Regions from separate parts of the Homo sapiens genome. Here region 2 is linked to region 1. A link is a loop called in an ENCODE intact Hi-C map of the cell type or tissue named here. Cell type or tissue: CD14-positive monocyte. All regions are shown on one strand.

What was found. A loop is a pair of places that touch in the nucleus more often than their neighbours do. Peaks named below come from ENCODE experiments on the same cell type or tissue, not always from the same donor. Only the 100,000 strongest peaks of a DNase experiment are listed, where the experiment ranks them.
Region 2: a loop joins it to region 1, with 3 times the contacts of the local background. A loop is called at or near these places in 2 of 110 quality-filtered maps.

What each region holds. Positions count from the first base shown.
Region 1 is chr16:10,626,114-10,634,113 of GRCh38, reverse strand. It overlaps TEKT5 (tektin 5), which reads left to right. Exons shown (of 7, transcript NM_144674.2): 7 at 6,315-6,613. The coding sequence ends at 6,531. Among named protein-coding and RNA genes, the nearest start is that of EMP2, 50 kb to the right of the region's middle. RefSeq lists an enhancer at 7,808-8,000. In CD14-positive monocyte, no CTCF peak of the experiment used is centred here; DNase peaks (open chromatin) are centred at 2,033, 4,993 and 7,943; H3K4me3 peaks cover 272 bases; H3K27ac peaks cover 2,911 bases.
Region 2 is chr16:10,859,009-10,867,008 of GRCh38, reverse strand. It overlaps a transcript of CIITA not described here. Among named protein-coding and RNA genes, the nearest start is that of CIITA, 14 kb to the left of the region's middle. In CD14-positive monocyte, no CTCF peak of the experiment used is centred here; a DNase peak (open chromatin) is centred at 4,378; H3K4me3 peaks cover 1,155 bases; H3K27ac peaks cover 887 bases.

The DNA of each region.
Region 1 (8,000 bases):
GCTTCACTGGGCAGGGAGCACAGGTCTTGGTCCAGCGATGGACCCTGCTCCCTCCATCCTGGTGTGGAGACCCCACTGCTAGATGTGAAAAGATGTCAAGAAGAGAGCTATCAGTTAGGAGAAGGAGGATAGATAATCAAGAAAAAGTGTTGGGTGGTGCCCAAGCGATGATTTTTGCACAGCCTCAGTTACCGCCTGAGTAACCATTTAGGAAATGGAAAAAGCAGGTTATGTGTTGGGGTGGGGTGGAGGGGCAGGCAAATTGATCCAAGGCTTTGAACTTGAGGGTCTGGGGTCCCTCCCACTTTGGAAGGCCGAGGCAGGAGGATCACTTGAGGCCAGGAGTTTGAGACCAGCCTGGACAACACAGCAAGACACTATCTCTAAAAAATAAAATACAAAACTTAGCCAGGCATCGTGACATGTACCTGTAGTCCCAGCTACTCAGGAGGCTGAGGCAGAAGGATTGCTTAAGCCCAGGAGTTGGAGGCTGCAGTGAGCTATGATTGCGCCATTGCACTCCATCCTGGGCAACAGAGCAACACCCAGCAGACCTGCTGCTGGCTTGCTAGGTCTTCAGCCCTGGAAGTGAGATGGATAGGGTCTAGGTCCTGGGTGCAGGAGAGTGGGGGCTGGGCTCTGCTGACCTCTCTTCCCTCTGCCCCTGCTTCTTCGATGCTCAGGCTGAACCCCAGTACCTCCTGAAGTGGAGGGCTCAGGTGATCCCTTTGCCTCCCCAACGAGAGTTTTTTTTTAATTGAGTCTTGCTCTGTTGCCCAGGCTGGAGTGCAGTGGCACGATCTTGGCTCACTGCAACCTCCACCTCCCGGGTTCAAGAGATTCTCCTGCCTCAGCCTCCCGAGTAGCTGGGATTACACTCGCCTGCCACCATGCTCGGCTAATTTTTGTATTGTTAGTAGAGTCAGGGTTTCACCATGTTGGTCAGGCTGGTCTCAAACTCCTAACCTCAAGTGATCCAGCCACCTTGGCCTCCCAAAGTGCTGGGATTACAGGCATGAGCCACAGTGGCGGCCCCGCCAGGGGACTTCTACAGAACAGGGCTTCTGGGGGAGTTGCCTGGAGGACCTACTGCTTTGGGGCAAGCTCTCTGCCTTCCCGTTTCCCGTTCAACAGTCATACCACTGAGGAGGACAGACAGAAAGCAAGGAGGTGGAGCATGTTTGGTTCAGGAGCCGGGCCGTGTGTGTGTGTGTGTGTGTGTGTGTGTGTGTGTGTGTGTGTGTCTGCATCTGTGTATGTTGTGTTTTGGTTTGTATGCATGGCTGTCTTCGGAATTGAGCAGATGATAGGATTCAGGCTGTCTCCCTTCTCCAGTGGCTAAATTGTCCCATCTGTGCATGATCTTCCTTGTCCCCGTCCTCTCCATTCCTGCCTTTGGGCCATCTTTTTCCTTTTCCTCCTATAAGTGGTCTCTCTTCTCCTGACCTACTCCAATCACTAGGGTCCCATCCATGCCTATCCCCCAGAAAGAAAGTCCATTTAAAATTGAACTTTAAAGGCTAGGTGTGGTGGTTCAGACCTGTAACCCCAGCACTTTGGGAGGCTGAGGTGGGAGGATCACATGAGGCCAGGAGTTCGAGATGAGCCTGGACAACATAGCAAGACCCCATCTCTACAAAAAATACAAAAATTAGCCAGGCATGGTGGCATGCCTATAGTCCAAGCTACTTAGGAGGCTAAAGCAGGAAGATTGCTTAAGCACAGAAGTTGGAGGCTGCAGTGAGCTATAATCGTGCCACTGTACTCCATCCTGGGGAACAATGCAACACCCTGTCAAAAAAAAAACCATAAACTGAATTTTAATGAAAATTAAATAAAGTTAAAAATTCAATTCCTTATTCACAATAACCACATTTCAAGGGCTCAGTATCCACATGTGGCTAGGGTTCACCATATCAGACAACATAGCACAGAATATCTCCCTTGCTCTAGAAAGTTCTATTGGACAGAGCTGGTGGAAGTTTCCAGGCTGCTTCTGTCACTTCTCTTTGCTTCTCTCTAGCCCAGGCTTCCCATGGGGAAGTTCACCCAGCTTCATGTCCTCTGGTCCTGAGCACAGTTTCACTGTCTCTTCTCCCCAGAGGTGGGACCCGCAGCACAGTCCCACAACCAAGCCACCATCACAGCTCACCTTGCCGCATTCATTTCCCAGGGCTGCTATCACAAATTACTACAAACTGGGTGGCTACAGACAACAGAAGTTTATTCCCTCACAGCTTTGGGGGCCAGAAGTCCCAAATCAAGGTTGCTGTTCCTGGAGGCTCTGAGAGAGGCTCTGTTCCCTTCCACTCTCCCAGCTCCGGAGGGCTGTCAGCAATCCTTGGCGTCCCTCAGCTTGTAGCCGCATCGCTCCCATCTCTGCCTTCGTCTCCACATGGCCTTCTCTCCTGCATGTCTCCATGTCTCAAACCTCCCTCTCCTTTCTCTTATCAGGAGATCAGTCATTGGATTTAGGTGTCACCCTAAATCCAGGATGATCTCATCTTAAGATCCTAAACTTCATTACAGCTGCAAAGACCCTATTTCCTAATAACATTACACGCACCAGGGCTTAGGACTTGAACATATCTTTCTGAGGAACACCACCCGATCCGCTCCATGTGGATTCACAATAACCTCCTAACCTTTCTCCTGCCTCTACTCTTGCCCCCTTCCAATCTCATCTTACACAGCAGCCTGGAGGTTATCCCGAAACTCGAGTCAGCATGCCATTCCCCTGTTTCAACCCTCCCCCGCCCCCACCCCATGGCTTCCCACAGCACTGAGAACAAACCCAAGCCCTTTAATTTTGCATGTGCTTTTCTCTCTCTCTCTCTCTCTTTTTTTTTTTTTTTTTTGAGATGGAGTCTTGCTCTGTTGTCCAGGCTGGAGTGTAATGGTATGATCTCATCACACTGCGACCTCTGCCTCCCGGGTTCAAGCAATTCTCCTGCCTCAGCCTCCCGAGTATCTGGGATTACAGGCACCTGCCACCACACTTCGCTAATTTTTGTGTGTGTGTGTGTGTGTATATATATATATATGGACATAGATATAGATATATTTTTAGTAGGGACTGCGTTTCACCATGTTGGCCAGGCTGGTCTCAAACTCTCTACCTCAAGTGATCTGCCACTTCAGCCTCCCAAAGTGCTGGGATGACAGGCTGCAACCTCTGCCTCCTGGGTCAGCCTCCCAAATAGCTGTGATTACAGGTGTGCACCATGACACCTGGCTAATTTTTTTCTATTTTTAGTGGAGACGGCATTTTGCCACCATGTTGACCAGGCTGGTCTCGAACCCCTGACCTCAAGTGATCTGCCCGCCTCAGCCTCCCAAAGTGCTGGGATTACAAGTGTGAGTCACCACGCCTAGCCAAAATTTAAGTTTTAAATTAATACAGCTAAAATTCAGGTTCTCAATTGCATGGCCACATTCAAGTGTTCATTAGCCCCATGGGGCTGGTGGGTACCATATTTGATGGTGCAGATATAGATCTTTCCATTTTTGCAGAAAGTTCTACTCCACGGCACTGCTGCAACATACTTTCCCTCTTGGCCTTCAACATGTCCAGCTAAGTCTTATCTTTCTTCTCTGCTCAAAGTCCTCTCCTGGGAGGCGGAGGGAGGAGGATCACTTAAGCCCAGGAGTTTGAGACCAACCTGGAGGCAAAAAAATAAACCCCATCTCTATAAAAACTTTTTTTTTTAATTAGCCAGGTGTGGTGGTGCCTGCCTGTAGCCTCAGCTATTTGGGAGGCTGAGACAGGAGGATCTCTTGAACCCAGAGGTTTGAGGCTGCAGTAAGCTATGGTGGCACCACTACACTCCAGCCTAGGTGACAGAGGGAGATCTGGTCTAAAAAAAAAAAAATTAAAATCAGCTGGGTGCGGTGGCTCATGCCTGTAATCTCAGCATTTTGGGAGGCTGAGTTGTGCAGATTGCTTGAGCCCGGGAGTTTGAGACCAGCCTGGGCAACATGGTGAAACCCTGTCTCTACAAAACATTAAAATTAGCCTAGTGCAGTTTTGCACGCCTGTAGACCCAGGTACTTGGGAGGCTGAGGCTGGAGGAACGCTTAAGCCAAGGAAGTTGAGGCTGCAGTGAGCTTTGACTGCACCACTGCACTCTGGCCTAGACAGAGTGAGACTCTGTCTCAAAAAGAAAAAAGAAAAAAAGTCCTCCCCTCGGAAAGTTCTAGATAAGCAAAGCCTCAGAAGGAGAGGGGTGAGGAAGTAGTACGGGGCAGCCCAGTCCCAGCTGATCCTGCAAGGGGCGCCAGACCTTGAAGTGCATCACAGAGATGTCTGCACCAGAGGCCCTTTGTACCTGAGTCAGCCAAGCCATTGTCTGTGGCCGCTGGCAGGGACTATCCTCCCAGGTGAGATAGCTCAGATTGGCTGAGCAACTTAATTGCCTGGAGAACTGCGGACCTGTGAGCCATTAGCAGCCAACACTCACTCGTAGCAGCTGGGGATGGTGCCCTGGCCAGTAAGGAAGACCTGAGTGAGGCTCTTATCTAGACAAGGCTGGCCCTGTTATCCTGTTTATTAAAAAATTATAGGGCCAGGCGTGGTGGCTCATGCCTGTAATCCCAGCACTTTGGGAGGCTGAGACTGGCGGATTGCCTGAGCTTAGGAGTTCGAGACCAGCCTGAGCAACATGGTGAAACACTGTCTCTACTAAAACATGAAAAATTAGCTGGGTGTGGCGGCACGTGCCTGTAATCCCAGCTACTTGGGACGCTGAGGCAAGAGAATTGCTTGAACCCGGGAGGCAGAGGTTGCCGTGAGCCGAGATTGCACCACTGCACTCCAGCCTGGATGACAGGGCGAGACTCCATCTCAAAAAAAAAAAAAAATTGTGATAAAATACATGTAACACAAAATTTACCATCAGTGACATCTGGTACATTCACGATGTTGTGCAACCCTCACCACTCTCTAGTTCTGTGATGTTTTCATCAACCCAAAAGGAAACCCCGTACCCATTAAGCAATCTTCTACATTCTCCCCACCGCCTGACCTCTGGAAGCCACCAGTTAACTTTCTGTCCGTATGGCTTTGCCTCTTCTGGACATTTCCTGTGCATGCAGTCACGCAATATTTGTCCTTTTGTGTCTGGCTTCCTTTATTTAGCATCATGTTTTTCAAGGTTCATTCATGTTGTTGCAGGTATTAGTATTTCATTCCTTTTTTTTTTTTTTTTTGAGACAGAGTTTCGCTCAGGCTCCCAGGCTGGAGTGCAATGATGTGATCTCAGCTCACTGCAACCTCTGACTCCCGGGTTCAAGAGCTTCTCCCACCTCAGCCTCTCGAGTAGCTGGGATTACAGGCACCCACCATCATGCCTGGCTAACTTTTTGTATTTTCAGTAGAGATGGGGTTTCACCATGTTGGCCAGGCTGGTCCTGAACTCCTGACCTCAGGTGATCCACCTGTCTCAGCCTCCCAAAGTGCTGGGATTTCAGGCGTGAGCCACCATACCCAGCTGTATTTCATTCCTTTTTATTATAGCTGAATAATCTCCCATTCTGTGGCTCGATTACATTGTGCTTATCCACTCATCCATCCATCCACAGACATTTGAGCTGCTTCCACCTTTTGGTTATCGTGAATAGGGCTGCCGTGAACATTCATGTACATATTTTGGTTTGAACGCCTGTTTTCTGTTCTTTTGGGTATATACCCGGGAGCGGAACTGCTGGACTGTGTGGTAAGTCTATGTCTAACTTATCGAGGAATCTCCAGATTGGTCTCCTATCCTGTTTTACCATCCTGTCTTATTTCTTCCTTTGTGTACATTACCCTTGACAGTTCTCTTGTGTATTTACTTGTCTACCTGTTCTGCCTCTGCCTTCCCCTGGAGGGCCGAGCCTTGCCTGTCTTGCTTGCTGCTGTCTCTCAGTGCCAGGCACAGTTCCCAGTGCACAGTGAGTGCATCTACCTTGAACCGAATAACCTGTGCTAGGTCGGGCACCATAGCTCATGCTTGTAATCCCGGCACTTTGGGAGGCCAAGGCAAGTGGATCAACTGAGGTCAGGAGTTCTTGACCAGCTTGACCAGCATGGTGAAACCCTGCCTCTAATAAAAAAAAAAATACAAAAATTAGCTGGGTGTTGTGGTGCATGCCCGTAATCCCAGCTACTCGGGAGGCTGAGGCAGAATTACTTGAACCCGGGAGGCAGAGGTTGCAGTGAGCCGAGATTGTGCCACTGCACTCCAGCCTGGGTGACAGAGTGAGACTCTGTCTCAAAAAATAAACAAATAAAAATAAATGAATAACCTGTGCCTTCTCCTCTGCCCTCACCCCAGGCTGGTGAACGAGGTGTTCACCATCGACGACACCCTGCAGACCCTCAAGCTGCGGCTGCGGGAGACACAGGACACGCTGCAGCTGCTGGTCATGACCAAGTGCCGGCTGGAGCACGAGCTCGCCATCAAGGCCAACACCCTCTGCATCGACAAGGAGAAGTGCATGGGCATGCGTAAGACCTTCCCCTGCACCCCGCGCCTGGTGGGCCACACCTGAGCACCGCCCTGGCGCCTCATTCCGCGCTGGCGTAAAATTGGAAAAGGCTGAGAAACAAAGTAAAACAGTATTTTGTTTGAAAGGGCCGACTTTCTTTTTTTCTTATCTGTTTCTTCTCTGCCTGCCTTTCTTTCTTTCTTTCTTTTTCTTTCTTTTCTTGCTTTCTTTTTCTTTCTTTCTCTTTCTTTCTTTCCTTTCTTTTCTCTCTCTCTCTCTATCACCTGCTTGTCACCTTAGGGGCACAGTGTAAACCATGGTGTTTTAAGATTAGACTTGGCAGCTCAAAGTCTAGAGCCCAGCTCTGTCACTTAGGAGCTGTGTGGCCTCGAACAAGCTTCTAACCTGTGGTCCTCATCTATGGAATGAGGGTAGTCCGAGGTGCAGGGGACTGTCAGCAGTGTGGGGCAGAGAAAAAAACAAAAACAAAAATAACCAGGATTTGCAATCAGAAGTTCTAGATTTGAATGCCAGCCTTGGTAGATGGAGTATTTATTTATTTATTTGAGATGGAGTTTTGCTCTGTCACCCAGGCTGGAGTGCAATGGTGCAATCTTGGCTCACTGCAACCTCCACCTCCGGGGTTCAAGCGGTTTCCCTGCCTCACTAGCTGGGATGACATGCACCTGCCACCACGCCTGGCTAATTTTTGTATTTTTAGTAGAGAGATAGGTTTTCACCATGTTGACCAGGCTGATCTCAAACTCCTGACCTCAGGCGATCCACCCATCTCTGCCTCCCAAAGTGCTGGGACTACAGGCATGAGCCACTGTGTCTGGCTGTTGGAGTGTTTTAGAAATACCTATGGGAGGCCAGGTGTGGTGGCTCACGCCTGTAATCCCAGCAGTTTGGGAGGCCGAGGTGGGCGGATCACGAGGTCAGGAGATCGAGACCATCCTGGCTAACACGGTGAAACCCCATCTGTACTAAAAATACAAAATATTAGCCGGGTGTGGTGGCAGGTGTCTGTAGTCCCAGTTACTTGGGAGGCTGAGGCAGGAGAATGGAGTGAACCTGGGAGGCAAAGCTTGCAGTGAGCCGAGATTGTGCCATTGCACTCCAGCCTGGGCAACAGAGCGAAACTCCGTCTTAAAAAAAAAAAAAAAAAAAAGAGAGAAATAGCTATGGGAGGCCAGGTGCGGTGGCTCATGCCTGTAATCCCAGCACTTTGGGAGGCCGAGGTGGGTGGATCACTTGAGGCCAGGAGTTCTAGACCACCCTGGCCAAGGTGGGGAAACCACATCTCTACTAAAAATCCAAAAATTTGCCAGGTGTGTTGGTGCAAACCTGTAATCCCAGCTACTGGGGAGGCTAAGGTGGGAGAATTGCTTGAACCTGGGAGACGGAGGTTTCAGTGAGGCAAGATTATGCCACTGCACTCCTCAAAAAGTAGTTACACATAAAACTGCCCTATGACTCAGCAATTTCACTCCTAGATGTTTACCCAAGAGAAGTGAAAACGATCCTCAAAT
Region 2 (8,000 bases), 230 kb before region 1:
CTCCCAAAATGCTGGGATTACAGGCGTGAGCCAGTGCACCCGGCCCCATTTCTCTCATTTTGACTCACACTGATTGTGCCTGCATCCATCTTCCCCACTAGACAGCAGACCCCTTTGAAGGCAGGAGCTGATCTGTCCATCCATGCCCCGTTAATGTTGGTGTATCGTCAGGGCTCAGGGAGTGAACCCAAGCAGGCATTTGGCTGCGTGCCCCTGGGATGGTTCCTTCCAGCAGAGTGGGAAGCACGCCGTTCGCTCCAGCACACCCAGCAACAGAGACAGTGCTCCAAGTTTTCACTGCTCCTGCCAGCTCACTAGACACTTGGATTTCTCACCAGTCTGCCTTCCCATTGACTTCCCTTTCAGAGAGGAGGGAAAATCCTTGAGCTGTCTACAGTCTGTCATTTCTCCTTGATTAAAAGTGATGCCAACTTACCACCATGGTCACTGTGGCCGGGGCCCCTCTCGGCTGCTGGGGGCTGCAGCCCACTCCGGGCCCACCCCAGGAGGGCCAAATCCAGGTCTCCTTTCTCTAGTAGGGTCAAAGAGATCTTCCTGGCCAGAGCCTCACTATCAGGCTCATGGAGCAGAGTGCAGTGGTATTCCCTGGAGAGGAGGTCCTCCTTCAGCAGGTTGTCCAAGAGGGCCTGCACCAGGCTGGGCTGATGGCTGGAGAGCAGCATTCTCACCTGAGTCAGGATGGCCTGGAAGTTGTTCATGGCAGCCCTTGGAGTCAGGGCAGCTGCCCTGGCCAGTGCCTGGAATCTCCGCTCACCCAGCATGCAGCATCCAAAACATGAAGTGAAAACCAGGACGAGGGAACCTCTGCAATTTATTACAGTTTATTTCTACTTAGGAAGATTTCCTCTTTTGCGTTGTAGGCTGGGGTTCCTGATGAACGGATGGATATTGGCTTTTGGGTTGATTCAGACTCCACAGATATTCTCTGGGTCCTACCCAGGTGCATGTGCCAGAGAAGCCCACAGCCTTCTGTTGGAGCCAATCTAGTATTGCTAAGAGGAAGGCGACATGCCTCCTTAGAGGACCTATAGGGTAATAGGTCTTTTCAGATGTTTTACCATAGCAAGAAGGCATTGTGGTATAGAGGTTAAGCAAATAGGCTTGGAGCTAATCTGCCTATGTTCAAGTCCCAGATCTGCTGCTCCTTGCCAATTATGTGACTTTGGGCATGTTACATAGCCTTTTTTTTTTTTTTGACAGGGTCTTGCTCTGTTGCCCAGGCTGGTGTGCAGTGGCGTGATCATAACTCACTGCAGCCTCAACTTCCCAGGCTCAAACAAACCTCCCATCTCTGTTTCCCAGTAGCTGGGACTACAGACTCACACCATCATGCCCCGCTAATTTTTTATTTTTTTATTTTTAGTAGAGACAGGGTCTCACTCTGTTTCCCAGGCTGGTCTTGAATTCCTGGGCTCAAGTGATCCTCTTGCCTCAGTCTCCCAAAGTACTGGGATTACAAGTGTGAGCCACCACGCCTGCCTTACTTAGCATTTTTAGTCTCTGTTAACAGTACTTACATGATAGGGTTGTTGGGAGGATTAAATGAGATAACATAAATAGAGTCCCTAGTGCATTATCTACAACATGATAATAATACAATAAATATGAACCATCATTATTATTGATTAATCATGCAAATTACTATCACCCTGAGTTTAACCTCACAAATCCTCAGTCTCCTCCTCTGCAAAATTTCCCACTAAAAGCAATCGAAGCTCATATGCATTTAAGGGTCTCTACACTGGACCTAGTAAGCACTTAACGAACACTGACTATTTGTTAATACTATCCCCAACTTACTAATGCACAAAACAGAGGATTTGCATAGAAGCCAGTCTGGTTTATGATTCTAAAAATCCCCAACCCAGTTTTAAAGAACCATAGGCGACTGTTCTCCTGCCCATTCTGTAACATGCCGTGACTTTGTTTCCTTCCAGACTCAGGATTACCATCTCTCAGCTGGGGCCATTTGCATTATTCATTTAAATGAGACAAAGGATTTCCATTTCCAGTGTGGCTGACCAGCTCCCATATGATCAACGCTACCACAGGTAACAACTATAAACTCTGGGGAGAATATAAAAAACAACTATCTGAAGGCACTGGAGAGTGACAGGCCAGGCAGATACTGGAAGGGAGTCAATATATGGAAAATGAGAACTTCACAGGTGAATTTCCCAGTTCATGAGTTTAGTCTGAAGGCAAGTTCCAATCAGTGCTGTGCAGGGCAGTTAAGACTTCATGCCTGTGGTCCCAGCTACTTGGAAGGCTGAGGTGGGAGGAGCACTTGAGCCTGGAGAGGTTGAGGTTGCAGTAGGCTATGATAGTGCCACTGCACTTTAGCCTGGGCAACAGAGTCAGACTCTATCTCAAAAAAAAAAAAAAAAAAAAAAAAGAAAGGTTTACTGCCCTTTATAATCAGAGGATAGAATTTGGGGCAAAAATACCTACTGGAAAGTAGAAATCCCAGACAGAGAAGGAGAAAGGAGTAGCCCAAATTCTGTATATAATTGTCTAAATATCTGGCTGGCTTCTGGACCATGTATATATTCGTAGGTCAGACTCCAAGCAGCTCAGCTAAGGCTAAATAAGCTGAACGAAGATTTGAGCTGCAATGGGTGTAGGGGTAGGAGATTTTGCATTTGATTCCAGCCAAGTTATGTCCCTACTGAAATAAAACCCAAAAATATTAATGCTGTTCAGATTATAACAGAATCCAGAGTGTTTACAACATATCCCTAATGTCCTGTGTTCAATACAAAATTACTTGACATAGGCCGGGCGCGGTGGCTCATGCCTGTAATCCCAGCACTTTGGGAGGCCAAGGCGGGTGGATCACGAGGTCAGGAGTTCAGGAACAGCCTGGTCAACATGGTGAAACCCCATCTCTACTAAAAATACAAAAATTAGACAGGCGTGGTTGCAGGTGCCTGTAATCCCAGCTACTCGGGAGGCTGAGGCAGAGAATTGCTTGAACCCAGGGGGCAGAAGTTGCAGTGAGCCGAGATTGCGCCACTGCACTCCAGCCTGGGTGACAGAGCAAGACTCCATCTCAAAAATAAATAAATAAATAAATAAAAACAAAATTAGTTGACATATAAAGAAACAGGAAAAAGGTAACATTTTCAAGAGAAAAAGACAATCAGTGAAAACTGGCCTCAAGATGATGCTGATGTTGAAATTAGCAGACAATGATTTTTAAAGCTGTGATTATAACCATGGAGGAAAAAGACATCTAAGATGTAAAGGAAAATATCCTCATCAAAACCAAATATCGTATGTTCTCACTTGTAAGTGGGAGCTAAATTATGAGGATGCAAAGGCATAAGAATGATATAATGGACTTTGGGGACTGGGGGAAGTGTTGGGGTGGGGCAGGGATAAAAGATTACACATTGGGTACAGTGTACACTGCTCAGGTGGTGGCTGCACCAAAATCTCAGAAGTCACCACTAAAGAACTTACCCATGTAACTAAAAACCACCTGTTTCCCCCAAAACTATTGAAATTTTAAAAAGTAGAAAATGGGGACAAAAGATATGGTGTGACTGTGGAAGACTAGTCAAAGAGATACAATGTTACTGGCTTCAGAGATGAAGGAAGGAAGTCACAAGCCAAGGTATGTGAGTAGCTTCTAGAAGCTTGAAAAACCGCAGAAATAGATTTTCTCCTACAACCTTTGGAAGGGAATCAAATTCACCTTGATTTTAGCCCGTTGATACCCATGTAAGACTTATACAGTAATGGTAAGAAAATAAATTAGTGTTGTTTTAAGCAAAAAAAAAAAAAAAAAAAAGAAAGAAAAGAAAAAAGAAAAATAGCCAAGGAATACAGATTTGAGAAGCTTAGCAAATCTAAGTAGGATAAATACAAGAAAACCACACCTAGGCACATAATAGCCAAACTGTTGAAAATCAAAGCTAAAAAGATACTCGTGAAAGCAGCCAGTTCAAAATAACACAGTACATATAGAACACCTGAATGATCACCGACTTCTTGTTTGAAACCATGGCGGCTGGAAGACTGTGGAAGAATATCTTAGAAGAGATAAGATTTTAAAATATGTTCATCCTGAGTTCTACATTCAGTGCAAATATCCCTCAAGAACGCAGACAGAAATAGACATTTTCAGATAAAAGAAAACTAAAAGGATAGGTTGCAGGAGATCTGCATTACAAGATGATGAAACAACAAACAGTGGGTGCACAGAGCCAGGGACAAGGATCTGCTGTCGTAATCACTTAATAAGTCTGCTTTGATTGTTCCTATCAATCCAGTGGCCACTTGCCATGTGCTTAGTCAAGAAAACCTGGGTGCCAGCCTCCACTTGGCCACTGACTCACTGTGCCTGGCAAGAAACTTCCTCTCTCTGGACCACAATGTCGTCACCCATGAAACACATAGGTTGGATTACATGATCCCCAGGATTTTTCACTTCTGAAATACTACAGTTTCCAGGGAGGTGTTACCTAGTTGCAGAACCCACTGGTCTTGAGCTCAGCAATATTCCCCTGCAATTAATCACCAGTGTATTACTTCTCCCATCTTTACTTATTCAGAGCTCCCTGCATAATTTTTTTTCTCCTCCAAATCACATGCAATCTGTACTATTATTTACCTAATATTTTGTTTTACTCTGTCTTACTGATTTAATTTGTTTTAAAAGGAAATTTCCTATCTTTATCACAATTGGAAAGCCAGTATCCCTTGTGCAAGAATAGTAGGCAACTGTAACAAAAAAACCCATGCAGAATGGAAAATGATAATATGAAAGTTTAGATTTCAGTTTCCTCGAGTTTCTGATCCTGGGGACCTATCTCCTTTTGTGACAAAAGGTAGTTAGCAAGTGTTAGAAAGGTATTAAAGATAGAGTAGCACCAAGCTAAAGCTCTCTTGCATCAGCAGATAAGTAAAAATGTTAAGGGTATAGAAAAATGGGAATTCTACTTTGTTGGAGAGCATGTAGAATGGTGTAATTGCTTAGGGTAGTAATTTGGTAATGCCTACAAAATCATTAAATAATACTCAGGATTTCCACTCTTCAGTATATATGCCAGAAAAATTCTTACACATGGGCATTATGAGACACAAAGCAGGTTTGTTTGTGCTAGAAAAAAAAAGAGAAAGAAATAAAAATCACCGTAAGAATAGATAGAAATGTCTTATAAACATTCTGGAGTTCGTATGCCTTTAACCAATTAAACTTAATAGACTTAATCAAAGTGTAGGAAGTTGATGTTTGTTAAAATAAAGTTATTCAAATAAATTACACATTGGGACAGTGAGTGAGTTTTAAAGGTTTAATAGTTGAATCTTTTATCATCTTCTCTCCTTCTGTTTCATCATAGTATAGTGTTACATGTAAAAGTGAATCCATAAGCTATGACCTGGGACTGCTACATTTCTAAGAAGAGACCCTTAACACAGGTTGCTAAAGGTACAACATTCAGATATAGGTATTCTAGAGTCTTCTCCTCATGAGCTCAGCTGCTAGTACAATCTCCACACCAATGGTAGCATTGGTCATCTATGATTACCAACCTGTAATTCCTTCCAGAATCATCATAAGTTATTTGCCATCAGGGCTCTCTGTGACTGCTCTTCCACAAAAAACTGGTCATTTTAAAGAAAATACTGTTCATCTTTTTTTTTCTTTCTTTCTGATTCAGGATCTCACTCCGTTGTCCAGGCTGGAATGCAGTGGTGCAATCATGGTTCATTGTAACCTCAACCTTCTGAGCTCAAGTGATCCTCCCACCTCAGCCTCTTCCCGTGTAGCTGGGAGTGTGCCACCATGCTTGGGTAATTTTTAAATTTTGTGTAGAAATAGGGTCTCACAACGTTGCCCAGGTTGGTCTCGAATTCCTGGCTTCCAGCGATTCTCCTGCCTCAGCCTCCCAAAGGACTGGGATTACAGGTGAGAGCCACTGCACTCAGCCTAGCCATTATTCTTTATAACTTTTTTGTTGTTGTTGTTGAGACGGAGTTTGGCTCTTTTTGCCCAGGCTGGAGTGCAATGGCATGATCTCGGCTCGCTGCAAACTCCGCCTCCTGGGTTCAAGTGATTATCCTGCCTCAGCCTCTGGAGTAGCTGGGATTACAGGCACGTGCCACCATGCCTAGCTAATTTTGTATTTTTAGTAGAGACAGGGTTTCACCATTTTAGCCAGGCTGATCTCAAACTCCTGATCCGCCTGCCTCGGTCTCCCAAAGTACTGGAATTACACGCGTGAGCCACTGCATCTGGCCTTTATTCTTTATAAGTTTTTATATGTCTAAAGAATCCTATTAGATTGAGTCATATAAAACTGCTGATATTTGTTTGTTTTAGATTCATAAAAATTGCTGTTTCATATGGTGTAACCTAATATAATGATGAAGATGATGATGATTGAGAGGGGGCTTTCTTACTAAGTGATTGGTTGTTATTTAACACCTATGGGTGAACCCCTTTTCCCTTAGTTATCTGCCTGCCAGAAGGGTGACACAGAAACCACACTTTGGGAAACACCAGTTTAGTGCTTGGTGTCATGGTTCTGTTACCAATCAAGATCTGGGTCTTGACTCTGAAGACACTAGGGGCCCTGGGGATGAGAAGCTTGGAGCCTGAGGCTGAAAGCAGGGAAAAGAGAGGGTGCTGAGGGATCTGTTGAGAGGGGCAGTGAAGTTGGTTACATGTAAAATGCCCAGGCTCTATTTCCCCAGTTCACGGCTAGGAGCTTAGGTGGTCCTTGACGTCACCTACCTGTTGGGTGGGGGGCAACTGGCTTCTCTAGTTCCTGCTCCTCCAGCTGGAAATCAATGATGATATAATTTTAAAAATTCAGATATCATTTCTTGAGTGAGAATACTGGGGAGTTAGATGCTTTCTGTATATGATCTTATCATCACCAAAAATAATTCAAGGAAAGCATCAATCATCTTACTCTATGGATGCGGCTAAGGTGTAAGTTACAGAACCTGGGCCAGACCCTGCGTTCCTGGGAGGAACACTGGGCTGCAGATTTTGAAAAGGAGAAGAGGGCTGGGAACACAGCATCTGCTGGAGTGGCTACTTCCCCTTGAGAGGAAGAGGATCAGCTCCCTGGATCTATGGGCACGTCCAGGCTGGCCCCTGTGGCTGCTGCCTGTCTGCCCACAGACCAGGTTGTTGCATCTCAGCCTGAGTCACCTTGGCTGCTGCTCAGGGCTGTGGACTGCTACCTTTGCTTTTTGGGTTTCCCTGCAAGACATATGGAGTTCACTCCTGGCTTATGACTGAAAGCAGTGGGGAGAGTGGGTGGCGTGTCGTCTACAGGATGACATCACCACCTCCGTCATCACCACCTCCATCATCACCACCACCATCATCACCATCACCATCATCACCACCACTATCGTCACCACCACCATCACCATCATCACCACCATCATCATCACCACCACCATCACCACCGCTATCGTCACCACCATCACCACCACCATCACCACCACCACCATCATCACCATCACCGCCACCATCACCACCATCGCCACCATCACCACCATCATCACCATCACCACCACCATCACCACCACCATCATCATCACCACCACCAACACCACCACCATCAACATCACCACCAACATCACTACCATCACCACCACCATCACCACCACCATCACCACCATCATTATCACCACCACCATTGCCACCATCACCATCATCACCACAACCATCACCACCGTCATCACCACCACCATCACCGCCATCACCACCATCACTACCACCATCATGACCATCATCATCACCAACACCATCACCACCACCACTATCACCACCACCACCACCATCACCACCACCATCACCACCACCACCACCACCACCATCATCACCACCATCATCATCACCACCACTGTCATCACCACCATCATCACCACCACCATTCCTGCCACCTTTATCAGTATTCTTCTATTTTTCTGAGAGAGAGTCTTGGTCTGTCACCCAGGCTGGAGTGCAG